Linked DNA regions of Homo sapiens: region 2 is linked to region 1. The links are chromatin contacts, found by Hi-C or POLR2A ChIA-PET in ENCODE. All regions are on one chromosome and are shown on one strand. Each heading gives the region's core, a stretch centred on a gene start or an enhancer-like site at or near the end of the contact. The rest is flanking DNA. Distances are from core to core; before and after follow the strand shown.

Region 1 (3,771 bases), core at 880-3,379:
CCACTCTCGCTCACTATCATATGTACACATCGATGTCTGTATTAATTAAACAAATACTTATTGAACATCTGCTATCACCTGGCAATGTTCTCGGCACTAGGTATATAGCAATTAGTACAAGAAAACTGATGCCCTTATGCTGCTTACATTCAAATGAAGGGAGATAGGCAGCAAACAGAACAATCTTATACTAATAATTCGGCTGGAGGAAAAGTGCCTTGAAGAAACAAAGCAGGGTCCAGGCATAAATATGGGGGTCCAGGGAGTTCTTTACCATTGCTTCAAGACAGAAGCAGAAAGATCACAATTAAAACACTGTTAACGATAGCAGGCAATTGTTGGTGTTAGCGTGAAATGTGAAATACAGTGGTCGCAGTGGACGTATGATTCTGTGTGCATTGCTCACTGAGGGTTAGATGTTGTGTTTAGGAGAGAGAGGACAAAGTTGTCTCAGGAGTTTTTGATATGTGTGAATGTGATAAAACTACCATTGAGATATGAAAAGCTGGAGAATAAGCTGGTATGAAAGGCAAAATGAGAAGATGAGCTTTTAACATTTTAAATTCAAAATGTCAATTTGACACTGAAGTAGAGAGTGTGACTAAGCGGTTGCCAGACAAATATGGAATGCAAAAAGGAGGTCAAAGCTGAAAAACAGGTCGTAAGAATATGGAAGGCATTAATGCTATGGGCTGGATGAGATAATCTAGGAAGCTTGTGCAGATAAAGTAGAAGAAAACAAAGGGGTGAAAAGGGCTTCTTCAGAGAAATGACTAGTGACATAGAAGAAAAGTTTCATGCAAGCCAAACTGAGAGAGAGAAACAGAAAGAGAAAGAAATGGAAATCAAGATGAAAACAGAGAACCAGTCATTAGTTTTGTAAAATGAAGGTCATTGGTGGTCTTGACAGGAATAGTTTAGGGTGCAGTACTAACTACAAAAGCCTGTTTCAAGTGGGTTATGTTTTTTAAATGAGACATTTCAGCATGATTTTTTATTTCCCCAGCTAAATACACCTATTAAGGTGCAGGTGTAGTGTAATCAGAAAAGTAGATTTAATTGCTGGGGAATTATATAAGCCAAATTATATTAGTCAAATCACACAGCTGTGACAAGAGACAGTAATTTCATCATTGTCATGATACAAAGGTGATTCCGCTGTTACTAACAGGATTTTACAATCCCAGCCCACTTAGTGCTCATATAAACACAGATATTTTAAGAAAAACAATTTGTTGCTTCACTGAAATTCAAGGTACGTTGGGTTCTATATTTATTCTTCTTATTAATGTTCTCATTTTATCTTCTTTTAAATTAATTCAATTATTTGCTAGTTTGACATATTTTGTATTAGGCTTTTCTTATACTAAAAAGTGTAACAAACTATGACAATAACCTTGAATGAAATTGTAAACCGCCAATACCTCCAAAAATACCCTTGAAATTTGTAACTTCTTGTTTCTAAGAAAAGAAGTTAAATTGACTTCCTATAAATTACATAGTTTTGTGGTGAAATGAAGAGAAACGTGTATAGGAAACAGATGCGTAGGAGTTACTTCCTTATTTGGTTGCAAATGAATTCTGAAGTTTCGAAGAAAGGTAGAAGGTGAGTTTTCCTAAAACCAGGACATTCAAAAACCGTTCCAACATCCAAAGCAAGACTGAGAAGTATATTTCCTACAACTGGTTTATCACACGGCTCCTTAGCCCCTTTATTAGAACTTTTCCTTTTATCACCTTGTGTAATTGTGTAATCATATTATTTTATGATCACTTTTTTTGCAGGTAAAATGCTTTATTTATAAGGCTTATATGTATAAAATTCAACTGTAGACACACAGGTCGGAGACTATGTTAATTCATTTTTTATCTCCCATGGTTCTTACTTTCCTGATATTCATCGTGAAGCATGGGGCAATAGTACTTTTTAGTATTAACATGTAGGTAAACAAAGATATTTCCTATTTTATGCATCAATTTAATATTTGATATGTTCTGCTGTACTTCTGGATACAAAGTGCTCCTTGATTTTATCATTCAATTCCATTTGACTCAGTACACCTATGACTCAAACCAACCATGTGGTCAATGGAAAAAACACAGAGATACGGCCTTAGCCACTATAGTCAAAGGTATACATTTTGTCTTTACAGCCACTTTCCTGTCTATTTCTTTGGAAAAAATCATTTGCCTACATAATATGGTCCTGGGAGGTTTTCAGTCAGAATATACCATCCTCCTGGTTGAAATGATTACTTTAAAAATGGCAGATGAAGCTTCCAATGCAATAAAATATTGATCTACATACTCTGATGACAGTAAATAGAACTATGTTTGCTTTTTATCTGTATGACTCATGTTTATGGTTTCCTACAAAATGTTCATTTCTGTGTGTTTATCAGAGAGTCAAAACATTCCTTATGATTATCCCCCAAAAAATGCCAGATGCAAGGAGTTGGAGGAGCAGATCTTGTTGAGATACAGGCTGCAGAGAAATTCCGTTTGCTCATTCTTTTGTAGTATTGATTGGTATGGCTCTTAGGGAGTAAAATGATATGTATCATCCAAAAAATAAATACATCAAGAATGATATCCCAATTTTTTGCTAGGATTTGTCCCCAAATTTCTTCAGGCTGTGTTACAGGTCAGGTTCCTCAAAAACAGACTCTCAGATGAAGGATTACATAAAGGATGTTAAGTACCTGTGGATGAGAAAGAAAGGATTGGGCAAAGGCAGATATTGAATTGTGATGCAGTAACACAAAGGCTTCAGCTAACAGTATAGGGAGCTCTGGAGGTGAGTGCCCTTTCAAGTTTATCTTGATATAAGGCAACAAGTCCAAGCTTTTATACTCCCACACGAACCAGCCGTTTGATACATCTGGCACTGGGAGAAAGTGTGACTTTGAGAAGGCACTTCTGTTTAGCTGAGAGCCATACAAGGAAGATTCAGTTGAAAGCTTCTGACTCCCAGGTGCTGAGACAATGAGGCTTCAGTCCAAAGTGGAGACACACCATTGCACCCATTGTAAATGGAAAACCAGTTTTTAAATCAAAAGATAAGGAAGACATATATATATATATACACACACACACACACATATATATACATATATACACACATATATGCAGATAGATAGATAGATAGATGGATAGATAGATAGATAGATAGATAGATAGATAGATAGATAGATAAATTTTCCTGATCAGACTCCTTTGCTTAGGGCTAGCAGCATATATCCAAAAGTCCATTAAAATATCCAACTCAATCTCCCACATATTCCAGAAACAAAAGTGATCATTTTGATTCTTTTCTAAATCTAATTTTACCCCCTAATTTCTGACTCATTTGAAAGAATACTGCCCACAGTTTTAGGAATCAAAGCATGAAGGCCATCCTTGACTCTCTGTCTGCATTTTTTTCTGATTAAATGACCCTACCTAATAAATCATAGACTGTAATGACTAGTAATGTCTTTAATTCAACAACTTTCCATCATCTCTACTTCCACTGCATTGGTCTTAAAGGCAGTCATCTCTCTATGGTATCCCTTTATTCCAGTTCATCTTGCACCTGTTAGACTGAGTAACTTCCAAAAATTGCACCTGTTAACTTCCAAAAATTAATATCTAATTGCAATTTGTCCCAAATTTATAAGAATTTATTACTTTCTTTCTGCACTTAGAATAATTCCAGACTATTTAACAGCATTGATTTCACCCTGTAATCTGGCTTTGTCTCTTGTTCCATTCTTCAGTCTCACTGTAGTG
Region 2 (3,771 bases), core at 480-2,979, 510 kb before region 1:
AATTAGGTATGGGTTTATGAAATACTAAAATATTACACATTAGCAAGATGAAGCCTTTATTATTAAATGATGTCTTCACAGTTTTGATTTTTATGGAGACTTGCTTAGAAAAACTTACAATTTTTCAACAAAATTCCCAACGTAGACATCAACGAAAGGCATATTATCCCTAAGGTCCCAGAAATTAACCTCCACAGAGTGGTCTTAAACACTGTAGAGAAAGACAGACAGAGTAATGACTTAAAGAGCAAACTCAGGAGCTGAGTTCTTAAAAGCAGAAACTAGTGACGGAGAATCCACAACATTCTTTCATTTGATAACGGAGTCATCTTGCCAATAAAACACTGAAGACTTTCCAATCGGGACTTCACCCAATACCAACATTTTTATGTGATGTATCTTATTCTTCAGGAAGATTATTCAAACATTTTCTTCTCTACCAGCTCTGTTGCAGTAAAGTGAATTTACCATTTATTTTAAATTGGCAGAGGTGCTTAAAGATCTGGAGGTAGAAGATATTAACAAGCACCACGTTGTGTTTTATGGACTTACATAACAGGCATTTATTTTTATTCTCTCAACAAAATCACAAGATAGATAGTATGGTTCTCATTACATAGATGAGAAAACATAAGGTCCAATAATAATGTTATTTTCTCAAGGTATCAAAGCAAGTAAGTATCCAAGTCAGAAATCACATGAAAGTGTGTCTAGCTCAAGAATCTTTCATTCAACGTAGTCTACCATTGTCACAATAATACTAGTTGAGAGTATGCCCTCTCCTCATCTCAGTGCAGGTTTTGCTCTGATAAATGTCTAGCTGCTCATTGGTTCGTAGAGATATTATAGGGAAAAGAAGACATAGGAACATTCTGGACTTGGTGTGATAACTGATAACAAATTGATGGGTAACAACTTTGAGGCCTGGCTTCATTTCACAGTATATTGAACATACATAAACAATCCTTTTTCCCCTAGAACATTCCATTTGTTCATACTCAAAATTACTTGCTTTTAGGCCTTTCACCTAAAACATTTCAACATTAGGAGATTCTGTGCTAACGTGAACACACTCTCAAAGAGTGATGTCATTAACAACAGTACAATGTGTCAAACTGTTCATTTGTGTAATTTTTGGATGTCACAACATAAATAGTCAATTAAAACCTTTTCAGCATTGTGTCATTAATATTTGGCATTTTCTATTGCTATACTAGAACACTGTTGCTCACAATTTAACCAGGCTAAAGTTCAGTTCTCACTCAGAATTTAAAGGTAGCCCTGTCAGAAACCACTCTTCAAACCTGTGGAAAAAACTTCATGAAATCATGTCTAAGTTATACAATGAAGAATCAGGAAAATATAATGAATGTGGAAAGTGCTAATGCATGAAAATCCTAAAAACATCCACTGTTAATCATGTCCTTTTCTCTTAAAGCATTACCCCAAAATCAGCCAATCCAAGAAATAGCTTTTCTGGTTATTTTTAATTTAGTGACTGAAATCACACATACCTGCCATGAGAAATTATGTTCCAAGAGCGAAGTAGAGAAGGCACGATGTGTACTTTTTCAGAAAGAACAGCGTTGAATTGTTGAAGCTGAGCTGGAGATTAAAGAATCTGAAAGTTGAGTATGAAGAAATTTAGCAAAAATAGAGAATGAAAAATTGTGTATTTAAATGATGTTCTTGAATCATCTATTGGTGAGACATGTATTATAGTGTGAATAAGAAGCAGTAGAATCACAAGCCTCTGAAGTGTTCCAGGAACCACAATACAGGAAATTCTCACAGTACTTTTGCAATATTAACACTTTGGCAAGGACTAAAGAAGGTGAGAGGAGGTCAGAGGGAGTTTTGTTGCTGTTTTGTTTTTTATTGTTTGAAAATCAAATTCATTTTAAAGGGTTATCTGGAAAATGAAGGAAATGATGGGCAAACCAAAGGTAAATTTACTTAGCATAACAAAATTACTTACAGAATTTTCCTCTTTTAATAATAAACATTTATTATTTACCTTGTACTTAACACAATTTAAAGCACTTGGCATATCTTAGCTCATTTATTTCTGTAAATGGCTTGATAGTAAAGATATATAAATATCTTCAATCTATCAAAGAGAAAACTGAGGCATACAGAGCTAAGTAATTTGCCCAAGGTCACATAAATTGGGATTTCCATGTCTCACTCTGTTCTTCTGATCTCTACCTAATTATCCTGGCCACGACAGGCAAAGTTCAAAAAAGTAGAACTGGATGGGTTTCCCACTTGGACGCCTCATTCACGTTAGCCTTAAAAGCTTTTTTCAACACCTCAATTTTCATTTTCTTAAAGTTCTTTAAGCACGACTTCAGCTTCTTTATTTTCCTTATTTTTACTAATACATTATTATATTGTTTAGTGTGTTATCTAATTCAGATACTATACTGATACTTCGATATACACTTTTTCATCTACAGAAGAGTAACCTTGTTAATAGGAATATCAAATGTGGAACAGGTCAAATTTCCAATGTGGAAGAGATTGGCTATAATAAGAATCTTGAAAGGAGAGATTTCGATCCATGATTTAGTATCTGGAAATACAATCTACCATGCACCCCCATACAAAAGCAGACACTCAAATAAACGTTTTGTGTATTATATTTTGTATATTGTTTATGTTCAAGCATTATAATATTACTATAGATAAACCCTTTTGTAAAAGATGGGCTTTCAACCAACAACAGAAAAAAATGAAAGAAAAGACTACTTTGACTTCTCAGTTTTTATGAAGTCAAAACTTTCCATCTTTTCAGTTTGCATTGTGTGCCTAGAGCTGCTTTCATTGCACCAACAAATTTGTTGAGCTATAAATCCTCACTGAAGAATATAAGCGTAAAATCTACTTCATCCAGACTGTATGCAAATCTTAGTTGAAGTGATTTATTTAAAAATCCTTTGCTTACTTGAAATCTATTCATTTTTAGTGTTAGAAAAAGCTGGTCTGGAAGAAACCTGTCTGATACTATTTTTCCCCCATGTAAAATTGCCTCAAAATATAGGAGATTAGGGGTTTGCTTTTAGTTTTTCTCTTGAGAGAGTACAAATTTATGACAGAATGTGCAATAGGGATTATTACTACACTTTCATTACTAACACAACCACCTTTATTTGGAAGTTAGAGGTTCTAAGTTTTTAGAACCCTGTTTGGTGAGAATACGTCCATCAGTCATTGTCCTTTTTTTCATCTTAGTTCACTGACTTAGAAATAAAAATCCAACAAATACAAGTTTACTTCAAGAACTCCAGGCTTAAATATTTAAGATACCTAAACACACACACACACACACACATACACACACACAGTAAACATATATGTATATACCTCTTTAACTCTTTCTGAGCTGCCAACTCTGATTGTTCTTTTTTTGTTTGTTTTTGTTTGTTTGTTTTTTGAGATGGAGTCTCTGTCACCCAGGCTGGAGTGCAGTGGCTCACTCGGCTCACTGCAAGCTCCGCCTCCCGTGTTCACGCCATTCTCCTGCCTCGGCCTACCGAGTAGCTGGGGCTACAGGCTCCCGCCACCACGCCCAGCTAATTTTTTGTATTTTTTTTTTTTAGTAGAGACGGGGTTTCACCGTGTTAGCCAGGATTGTCTCGATCTCCTGACCTCGTGATCCGCCCGCCTCGGCCTCCCAAAGTGCTGGGATTACAGGCGTGAGCCACCGTGCCCGGCCTCTGTTCTTTCTATTTATTTTTGTACGTAGACAGGTGAATGATTTCCATGTAC

Evidence for each region. A loop is a pair of places that touch in the nucleus more often than their neighbours do. ChIA-PET counts read pairs that join two places held with the same protein, here RNA polymerase II (POLR2A). Pooled maps may share reads with other maps.
Region 2: a loop to region 1 is called in a pooled map, with 2.6 times the contacts of the local background. The contact joins the promoter of KLRD1 here to the enhancer-like site in region 1. A Hi-C loop is called at or near these places in 5 of 50 pooled maps. POLR2A ChIA-PET finds 5 or more read pairs at or near these places in 2 of 52 experiments (H1 and activated T-cell).

The regions. Positions count from the first base shown.
Region 1 is chr12:9,791,754-9,795,524 of GRCh38, reverse strand. No RefSeq gene overlaps it. Among named protein-coding and RNA genes, the nearest start is that of CD69, 33 kb to the right of the region's middle. Within about 2 kb of position 2,129, at least 3 of the 41 ENCODE cell types and tissues checked have a DNase peak (open chromatin) inside an H3K27ac peak, as active enhancers do.
Region 2 is chr12:10,305,828-10,309,598 of GRCh38, reverse strand. It overlaps KLRD1 (killer cell lectin like receptor D1), which reads right to left and starts at 1,729. Exons shown (of 6, transcript NM_002262.5): 1 at 1,515-1,729; 2 at 119-211. The coding sequence starts at 1,521.